Regions from separate parts of the Mus musculus genome. Here region 1 is linked to region 2. The links are chromatin loops, found by intact Hi-C in ENCODE. Cell type or tissue: left cerebral cortex. All regions are shown on one strand. Links, peaks and the distances in the headings refer to the core of each region. The heading gives the core; the rest is flanking DNA.

Region 1 (5,381 bases), core at 257-5,256, 70 kb before region 2:
AAGGGTTCAAGGGCAACCACATGGCAGGTGCCTGAGCTCTGAGTGTCTGGCTTTCAGCTATCCCAGAATTCCCCAGCTACAGGAAACAGGTATTAGACCTAAGAGTGCATCCATCCATCTTTCTTTCTTCCTTTCTTCCTTTCTTCCTTTCTTCCTTTCTTCCTTTCTTCCTTCCTTCCTTCCTTCCTTCCTTCCTTCCTTCCTTCCTTCCTCCTTCCTTCCTTCCTTCCTTTCTTTCTTTTTCTTCCTTTTTCGTTTTTCTTTTTGGTTTTTTGAGACAGAGTTTCTCTGTATAGCCTTGGCTGTCCTGGAACTCACTCTGTAGACCAGGCTGGCCTCGAACTCAGAAATCTACCTGCCTCTGTCTCTGCCTCCTAAGTGCTGGGAGAGCATCTTTCTTATTTGGTTATTTATTTCCTTCAGTCTAGATGCTTTTCACCCCTGATCTATGCAATGGTTAAGAGGCAGTGGGTTCTAAATATTTTCAAACTTGTTAGATATGTAGTATGTTTGTAAGCTACATTGTGGAGATTTCAGATGCATGCAGCAACAAAGAGCTGACGAGAACACAGGTGACAAACACAAGATAATCTACCTGCCCACTATCTGATGCATGTGTGAGTCTGTTTTGCCTGACCCCTTTGTGTCTAGGTTCTGGTTTGAAAAACTTAGAACTTTCAGTGTGATGAGGAAGTGGGAAGCCAGCATGCTACCTCAGCAAGTAAGAGCTATGGTTTGTTTGCTTCACATGAGGGTATTATACAAACCATCCCTAGTCTGTAAACCTGGGAATAGAGAGACTGTGGGGCAGGAAGGGGAGACAGAGGAGGTGGGAAGGTTGGTGGAGTGGTGATGGTGAAGAGGGCAAAAAAATGACTCGCAGACAGTGGAGTTGCTGTCTTTTGAATGCAGCTGCCAGGAGGTGGACTCAGTTGGGAACAGGGAGGTGGGCAGTGTGTTTGGAGATACTACATCAGAGCTAATGTGAGCTCAGAAAGCCGTAGGCAAAGAGAAAGCCAGGGAACTGTTCCTAGAGAACTCTTTCTGGAGGTTTGATACTAGGGTGCTAAGAGACAAGGACTGGGGGCTAGGGAGGGGGAGTAAGTCAGGGGAATTGACAGCTGGACTGCTGCTTGGGTCATGGGATCACTCAGGATGTCCTCTTAAAACAAGCCAACAAGCAGTCACACAATACCCAAATTCACAGTATTCAAGCTGTCACTCCCTCTCAGGAGCTGTAAGCTCCAGGGGCTAGGGACTCTTTCTTTATGGCTTTTCCTACCACAGTGACTGCACTATACAGTGAGCCACTCAACAGACATTTGTTGAACAAATGAGTAACATGTATGATAAAATTAGAAGGAGAAGGAACAAGCTCTCTGAAAACTGTATGAACAGCAGAAACGAGAATCTCAGGGGTTCCAGCAGGGTAGGAGCAGGCAGCTCACCGGAGTGCTAGACATCCTAGTGGGCTGGCTTATTTCCTTTCCAACTGCGGGGAGCCCTCGGTCTCATAGACAACGGAAGCCAGGCCTGTGCTTGGGTATGTGTTAGCGAACTGCCATTTACCCTTTCTATGAGTAAATATAAAATCACAGTCCTAGAGCCTAATCCTTTCATATTATTACTGAAGCCAAATCGAAGTTCCAAGGTGAATATTGACCTCGAAGTAATAACACTCTGGGGTGCCTTCAGGCAAACTCAACACAGCTATCTATTGACCCTAACATATTTGGGGGAGCTCTAGACTCCTTCTTCACATCTTGTAGAAAATAAGCTGAGATTTTCGTGACATGTCAGTTCCCTAGTAGAGGTGAGCAAGGTACAAGCAGCTCCTTGCAGCACGCCTGACAAGTTCCCACCAGATGCCGGTCTTTCCCAGGAAGCAAACCCTAGCCTTGCTCTAACTCCCAACTGGTTTTTGATCAGCCCGTCTCTACCCTGCTCACAACAAAGCCAAACACGTACAAAACCAAGGTGGTGTTGAGACCTACAGGCCTTTAGATTTTACCTTCCTCTGTGCTCTTTTACTGAAATAAAAGTCCTGATGACTGAAAACAAATTCTATTATTTTCAAATATTGTTGCATATATCTCAGGAGACTGTTTTTTGTTGTTGTTGTTGTTGTTTTTCTTTTTGGTTTTGTTTTAAGATCTTAGTATCTTATATTCAGACCCTGCTAGGTAGGGCAGGTGGTGAATGTGTCAGGTAAAAGATTCCAAAGTAGGTGTGCACACATAAGAAAGTAGGTGTGCACACATAAGAAAGTAGGTGTGCACACATAAGAAAGTAGGTGTGCACACATAAGAAAGAGCAATAATGGGAACAGAAGCCACATGTATTGAGTGCTCATAGCAAACCTGACTGTGGTAATGACCCTCTGGGCACATGCTGTTAATATCATTGTGTTTCAGATCACTGTCATATGACTCCAAGGCTTGAGATTAAGTTCTGAAAGGCCCCAGAGGTGGCACATTGACAGAAGTCAAAAGCTGGCATTGTGGCATGGTATTTACCAAATCTACCTGTCCCAAGAAGCTCCATACCAGTGGGACAGGAGAGTCGGGTACGCTTGGCATTGGAGGTTCATAGGATGGGAGGAAATGGAGATGAGAGCAGATGGCGGAGATGACACTGAGAGGTAACCTCAGAATTTCAGCTGGTGGGGCTTCTCCCTGTTCGATTACCAGGGATGATCGAGAGAGGGCTGTCAAATGTGCTTTAAAGTGCTCCTATTCGGAAATGACCTGCGGAACTGTCTCATCAGCAAACGAGAAGAGGATGCTGATGCTTCAAGCAAAGGCAGGAGCTCAGAGCTCACAGCCCCCATGCCTCCTGCTACCTGGAACTGCCCCTACCTTTGGGCACACAAGGCTGTGCACTGGCTGGGTAGTGAAAGGTCTCTCAAGACAGAGGCTATATAATTCAGGTCAGTCAGGCCACTCCAGCCTTCACAGAACAGAAAGCAATTTTTTTCAATGTATTTTCTTCAACGGGGCATTAATTTAAAATTTTAAATTTTGGCTAAGGGCGGTCTGAAAACAGCTGTGCATATGTGGGCGGAAGAGGAGCCCGCAGGTACTCACTTTGTTACATGGCTGAATTGCTACCAAAACAGTCCTGGACACAGTGCCCCACAAATTATTTTTCCAGTTAGTTCTGTGTGTTAGTCACACAGCCGTCTGTTATTTTCCCCACAGGCTTTTCCTGCTCACAATTCTTAAACAAGCGACTAAAACCCCAGGTTTTTTTCCCCCCACAGAAATATTTTGGTTGTTGAGGCTTTCTCTTACCATAATTACTTTCTGAGAAAAGCAGTTCAGTGGTCAAATTTTCCTGAATATTTTTACATTAAATTGGGCACACGGAACTTGGCCCTGGCCATCTTGAGGCTGTAAAGCAGGCTTCTGGCTGAGTGGTTTCCATCGCTTGTTTTCCGTATTAGCCATCTCTTTGCCATTACAAGGGATTCTGCGGGAGAACCAGACTTTCTTGCATCCTAGAGAATATACTATAGCTATCCACCTTTACTAAAATAAATGATTTTACTCTTCTAAGAATTTCAGGAACAGTGACACATGAAAACGAAGGTCTTGGGAAGAAAAATTTTTTTATAAGAAATGAATTAATTTGATTACTTTCATGCTGTGGACCAATAATAGTCAGCTTCCACTGGGCCCCTGGCCTGAAGGCAGCTGGGTAATCTATGGGACCCCACAAAGGCGGCTCCCCACCCCCCGCAGTCTCTCTGATCTTTTCTGGGTGGACTCTTCACGCCTGTGTAATTCTAATTTATGTCAACTAGAAATCAAAGAAATTCCAGGAGGCTTTGGTCATAGGACATTGGTATGGACCTTTCACAACCTATTTATGTCTATTCCTTGAGTAACAGGGCTGGCAGAGCCTTCCAGACACCTCTACTGCCCAAGGAGAAGGAGGCAACAGAAGGCAGCTACCTGCTTGACGCGGGGAGGGGAGAAGACAGGCCGAGTGGCCTCAAGTATAAACTGGGGTACATTTTCTCCTAGTTTATAGCTCGGCAGGAACATAAGAACTAGGCATTTGAAGCAGAAGCTCTGCCAAGAGTGGCTCCCTCAATAACGCTCTTTAATGATACCCCAGACGCTGGCATTTTCAAATCAAATGAACAGTGTGTAAAATTAGTTCTGCATGAAGTTAAAAAAAAAAAAAAAAGCAAGAACGTGAAAGGGAGCTTTTAAAAGCTCCAGCATCTCTCCATCCAACTGCTTCTCACAAGGGTTTGGCATTTGAGAATTGCTACGTTTATGATGTTATTCACTGCTCATAATTCAGGCCTGTGTCTCCAAACTTTGGTATTAGCACAAACTACAGAGGTTTCCCAAACCAGCCGGGCCGCCTCTGGCAAGGTCTCCTTTTCCAGCCAATGCCATTCCATGCTGCACCCCGCTTCTCATCAACCTCATTACCCCAAACCTTTTTATTAACCTTCAGCACAGCATTTCCATTTTCCCCACAGCTTTCCCAGGCTTTTTTTTTTTTTTTTTACCCCTTTCAGTTTTGTTCTCTGTCCAAATGAGGAAAATATCATAAGAAACAGATTCGTAGTCTAGAAGTTACTGAAGTCGTGAAAATAATTTCTAAGACCAGAGTCACCACTGACTGTTTATAGTTGTAGAAGCTCGAGTAAACACATTGCTTTTTATTACAGTCCCATCGATCACTTACATATCATTAACTAAATCACTAAATAAACGTGAGTCAAACTGATAGGTGATTTCAGGTCAGCTCTAATTCCCAAGGTCAAGCAAGCCTTTGAACAGTCTCTCAGAATATGAACTCACCCCAATTCATCAAAGCGGTCTCACACTGCGTTCTCTCCTCCTGGTTTTTACAATGCATTAAAGTTTAGGAGATTATGTGTCGTCAGCTTCAAAACCTTTTAACATGCTTATCCATCCAGCCATCAGAAAAGCTGCTCTAACAGAGGCTTCCTAATGCACCTCCTAACTTTACAACTTCGTGGGGGAAGGTTACAGTTGGCGGAAGGCTAGAGAACTCCTCCCTAGGACTCAGCAATGCTGCAGCCAAACAAATTCACTACAAATGTACTTAGACATTGATAATACAAGCACAAGCTTTCTCAGCTGCAAGGAATATGTTTAATGTTTCTCATCTGCAGCTAGCAGGGAGGACAGACAGAGATACTTAGCTTTTTCTACAACAAATCAACATCAGTTAATATTCTTGTAAGCTCTTAGAAGCTCAAGTGAGGGAGAATCTACCAGTTTGGTAAAATATAGCTTCCAAATTAAAAAAGCAGCCCAAATGAAACTTTGATGTGAAAGAAAACATGACTGGATTTTACCAACCCCTTTCTTTCCCTCAATCAGTCTCACTAG
Region 2 (5,381 bases), core at 270-5,269:
AAGAGATTTTCCCACTGTGGAATAATACTAATCTAATAGTGAGGCATGAGCCAAATTGTTACCTCAAAAATATCATTTAACTATATGTAATGCCTTGCAGACTTCAAAGAGAATGATTTTAACTTAAAACTATCTTTTCCCCTTTCAATATACTACAGGAACACTTCATATGAGTTATGTGACTCACTCTTCTGATTTTAAAATAGTTAATACAGGATAAACATGCATGGTATTTTGACAGTGATGTTCAGCTGAGCCTGTTATCTGTTTGAAGCAGTATAACTTCATCCAAGTTTTTTGTTGTTGCTGTTATTTATTTATTTATTTATTTATTTATTTTTCCTTTTTAAAACTGGTAGACTATGACCGTTTGGTAGACATGGTCTGGTCATTTTGTGCTTCCACGGTTTGCTTTCTTGATTTCACTTTAATTATTCACCATGCACTCTATCGTTCAGACTCACTCTCATTGTGAGATCTGACAGGTAGCCTATGCGGGCCTTAGGGAACAGAGGGGACGACGACTCCCATCACTTGCTGTGATTGCATTTCATGGAAGGCCCTGGCACCAGTTCTCAAGAGCTGACTGTGTGCTTCCTGTAAAAGGATGGTAATGCACTTGAAACTGCTTCCCTACTTATACAAACGTTATCACTTGTATTGAGGTACATTGTAAGGTGTGAGGCCAGGTGACAAACACAGATTCCAAATCCTGGTCCCACCAGAATCCTCATGGTCAAAGCAGCCTGGTGCCTGAATGGAGCCTACGTTCAGTGTGTGGAAAGGAGCTGTTTATGGTTGATGCTGCCCTTTGTCCCTGGGACAGAGATCACCATCATGATGTTCAGATTACTTCATACATAAGAGTTGGTATTTAAGGAAAAACTGGAGGGAAGGCTGGAAATACGGCTTCTCGGTTAAGAGCACTAGCTGTTCTTCCAGAGGACACACATTCAATTCCTAGCTCACACCTCTCTGTAAGTCCATTCCAGAGAAGCTTACATGTTTCTGACTTCCACAGATACTAGGCACATATGCGGTATACAGGCATATATCCAGACATGACATCCATACACATAAATTAAATAAATAATAAAATTTAAAGTAAAAACTAGTATTAATGCATAAAATGCATTTTTTATTGAAGGCACAAAAGTTGCAGAGCTTAGACTCATTGGTTTTTAGGCGTGAACTAAAGTCTCTGGAAATGACCTTGGAGAACTTATTTAAAGATACCCCTGTCCTTTTTACACTGGTAGGAAACTTATAACAAAGGTACAAAACTACTGATTTGCATTAGATCTTGTGTGTGTGTGTGTGTGTGTGTGTGTGTATGAGAGAGAGAGAGAGAGAGAGAGAGAGAGAGACAGAGACACACACACACACAGAGAGAGAGAGAGAGACAGAGAGACAGAGAGGGAGAGATCTCAAACATACTGTGCATAATATTTAAACAGGAAAGGTGTTGTCAGTGGTATTAGAATTCTTGAGTACATTTGCAGTGGTACCTAGAACCTTTAAGAAAGTGAACATGCTTTCAGGGTTTTACTTAAGAACACTAACACTCTGGTACTTAAGAACTAGCAATGTAAGGCGGTAAAGCAAAGAAAAAGAAAAAGAAAAATTACCCCATTAAAGAAAAATAGTGTTGCAAGATGTAAGCATTCGAGCTAGGGAAAGGGTCACTTTTCCCTTGTTCAGCCAAAAAGGTACGTGGAACCGATACCCACGACTAGGAAACGCCAGCAGCAGCCTGTCCAATAGGTGCACAAGACCTCCTTCTACAGAAAAGACATAACAGGGAAGTGGAGGCTGTGTCTCCATAGCAACCTGGGGGGGGGCTGGGGCGAGCCAGGGAGCAGCATGCCACCTGCTAATCAATTAAGAGAACTGTTTGTAAGCTGAAGAAATTCCCAGAGAATCTGAGCAGAGCTGTAGGGTCAGAGAGACAAAAAGCCCGAATTGGAAATCTCTTTCCAATTTAGAGTGTTCATGCTGGCAACACCTATGCAGAAAATACTGCTGTGGTATGCACTGGTCACTTGGCTCTATTTCTTATGGTAAGTCTTTTTTAATGTGATCGCTATGACAGCCATTTATTTAAGTTGCAATGGTAGTTTTCCTCTTCATGTGTGTCCACTTGCAAGACTGGGTAAATTTGGAAGTGAACTTATCTTTCAAACGTTGTACTTTATGCTCTCTCACTGAGGCACTGTTGAACATCAATGTTGATATGTCCGCCTATGCTCTGAAATTTGTTAAATTCTTAGTAGCTCAGAACCTCTGAGTGTTACCTCTCCCTGTGGATACTTCTGTCCTGAGAAGAGATTACCTAACTTGCTGAGTGAGGTCAAAGAGGCTTGTGATTCATTCAGTGTACTAGTTGGTGTTTCTAAACTCTTCCCAGGGGTGAGACCCTCTGAAGCATGCTACCTATCTTTGGCTTCTGGGTACAACCTCCCCTGCACCCATTATGCCCTCTCCCTTGGCAGATACCTTTGTCTTACTTCTCTTGAAGGTATTGGTGGTGGTGGCGCTACACAATGATTCCTATGCAGGTGGACAAGAGATACGCTAAGCAGCCACCATTTTTACAGACCTGCTTATTCCACTTCCTGAGAACACGTTCAAGGAACCAGACATCAGAGCCCCTATTGCTGTTTTATTCTGCCCCTTGACATATACTGCACTAGCAAATCCCATGTGTAAACATGAGGCTGGGTGGCAGGACTATTTACAATGGTAAACTCTTTGTGTTATAAGGTAGAACAGAAACAAGATCACCAGCTTCACACACTCCAAGCATGCTTTTGGCACTGTCTTAACCAGTCAACGGAAGTTTCTCCATATAAAGAAAATCCAGAGGATGAAAATGAAACCATTTAATCACTGAAAGTAACTATGGATTAGCAAAGGATGACGAAAAAAAACTGTTCAATGTTAGCATGGGAAAAATGTTTCTTAAATTAATAAAAAGCCAGCAGAAAGCCAGGATGACAAGTCCTATTATTAAGGAAAAAAATCTATAAGCTCACATATAAACAGAGTAGGGTATCAGTTATTTTTGAGACAAAAAGATTCTGGAATGTACGTGAAACACCCAATAGTCATCTAAGCATAAAGAAGCTAAGAAGCTGAGTCACCGATTGGAGGATAAGGGATGCAAATCAGCCCAGTCTTATTCAATCTATTATGTGCAGCAATTCTCCAAGGGTGGAATAAAGGACTCTGAAGCCAGTGGTACACTGTGATTTTTGTCCTCTGGGAAACTCCACTTAACAGCTCTGAATATCATTAAAAGCCTGTGAGACTCTCATTCAAGGGCTGCTGCTATAGGCAGCCCGGGGAGCTTTTAAAATGCACATGCAGAGAAAGACAGACCAGACTGCAGACTAGTTACAATAGGCAACCAGCGGCCAAATGCTCACATCCTAACCTCCAGCCGCACTTACTGTGTGTCCCATCTAACCATGAGGTGGGCTTTCATCATTCCACCATAACACTTCGTGAAGGCAGAAAGTGTGCTTTCTATCTTGTGGGTTTTGTGTATCTCTTGGCCTGTGGCAGGCGTACAATACAAGCTGAAATGATTTACGTATTTGCCCCCATCAACAGAACCCTACACACCTCTTACTGGCAATACTGAGATTACAGGGGTCACTGGCAGCACTCTGCCTAATGGTGTGCTGACTGACAGAGTAGAAAATCCAATCAAGAAGGCCGGCGTGACCTTTGGGTTGGTGGACAGAGTGAGCACTCACTGTATCAACAAGGTCAAGATCAAAGTGACGGGTGTCCAACCTCCTACTACATGGCCAGAGACCTGAACTCCCCACTCTGTTACCTGCTCGATTTCATCAGCATCACAGGTGAGCCAGGCTTCGGATGCTGGCAAACAAAGAGCCTCACAAACAGCAGTATCCTAGAATGAGGCATGTTTCCCAGGCTGAAGAAATGCACTAGACGGCAGGCTTCTTGTGGATTATGCAAGCCTGCCGATTAGACATGAAAACAACTGCTTTATGGTGAGCTGAAATGAGATTAACATAAGCCGGATGAGTGTTGGGAATGCTGTAAAGAACCCGGTGAAGGGCCATTCAAAAATGATACAGCCAAGCTGCTTTAAAAAAAAAAAAAAAAAAGAGCTCTTGCAAAACAGAGAAGCTGACATCAGCCTGCTTATCAGCAATCAAGAGACAGGGCAGCTCACGCTGAGAAAACCTATGTGGGGAACATGATTCTAGGCACCAAAGACTAGTTTCTGTGATCCCAGAGTGGAAGGGTCATTTGTCACGTTTCTGCCCTTCAGTCACATCGTTGGTACAAATGGTTGTGAGAGTCAGTACATAAGTGATAAGGATAAAAATGAATACACTGTAGATACACATTGAAGTGGTTTTTTTTCCTTTAAAAATAACTCACTTTTAGCCACTCTAAGAGCTCTGTTAATTGCTAAGAGAGACAGACAGTCCGTAGGTGACTAAGGCACTGCAATTTACATCTGCTTAGTGGTGATGTATTAGTCAGCTCTCCAGAGGGCTTCTAACGCAGCTTCCTCCATATGGTACACATATGTTATATTACCCAAACATATCTTCTCAAAAATGGCCATATGCATCTCTTCCTTCATACCTAGAGAATGACAGCCTTCCTTTATTCTTTGTTTGCTGTCTTTCTGTGATGTGTAAATATTTAAGGAAGTAATCATTTTTTTAGATCATTTGAATATAATCCCAGTTATATGCAACATTTTCCTTCTTGGAACAAGAAACTTCTTTTAGATATTAAACGTGCCGAGCCCCAAATTCAAGATAGCATTGTTATACACAATCTGATCAAAGAGAATTGAACATGAGTTTTAGTTCATCACACAAAGCTAAGTTCATAGATATGCTCTAGAAGTAGAGTTGCCCCAATTATGAACGAGTCAGGGACAACCATTATTGGTAATCACTATTATCTATGATATTAACGTCTTGTGGTGGCTACTGGCTACAAGATACTAGAGGACAGAGCCTGCTTCTTCACCGCTCCCCCCCACCCCCCCATTTCAGTAGCATGAGAAAACAAAGCTAGGTCTCTTATGTGCTGTGCTAGGCCAGCAGGCAAGCCCTCTGTCACTGAGTACATTCCCGATCCATCAGGATGTATTTGCCCTATGAGTAAGAGGTTGACAAGGCTGTGGTCACTTGTTTCCAGCTGGAGTTCCGTACCAGTGTCAGTCATTGCAACAGTGGCTCTGACATCGGGATCTGACAGTCTAGTGCTTTCAGTGTCGGCGAGTGAGAGAGTGAGCTACCTGAGTCTTGGTCTCCATCCTCTTAGCTACTGCTTCTTTCCCTTTTAACTTGCAGAACCTCAGCTGAGGCAGATCAGGATCA

Evidence for each region. Hi-C counts contacts between places; a loop is a spot of excess contacts. Peaks named below come from ENCODE experiments on the same cell type or tissue, not always from the same donor. Only the 100,000 strongest peaks of a DNase experiment are listed, where the experiment ranks them.
Region 1: a loop joins it to region 2, with 1.8 times the contacts of the local background. A loop is called at or near these places in 3 of 42 quality-filtered maps.

What each region holds. Positions count from the first base shown.
Region 1 is chr17:63,072,108-63,077,488 of GRCm38, forward strand. The region is part of intron 8 of Fbxl17 (F-box and leucine-rich repeat protein 17); the gene reads right to left. Among named protein-coding and RNA genes, the nearest start is that of Gm34324, 35 kb to the left of the region's middle. In left cerebral cortex, for the core only: no CTCF peak of the experiment used is centred there; DNase peaks (open chromatin) are centred at 934, 1,365, 3,276 and 4,165; H3K27ac peaks cover 1,386 bases.
Region 2 is chr17:63,142,182-63,147,562 of GRCm38, forward strand. All of the region lies in intron 7 of Fbxl17 (F-box and leucine-rich repeat protein 17), which reads right to left. Among named protein-coding and RNA genes, the nearest start is that of Gm34324, 100 kb to the left of the region's middle. In left cerebral cortex, for the core only: no CTCF peak of the experiment used is centred there; DNase peaks (open chromatin) are centred at 3,391, 4,011, 4,219 and 4,483; H3K27ac peaks cover 1,179 bases.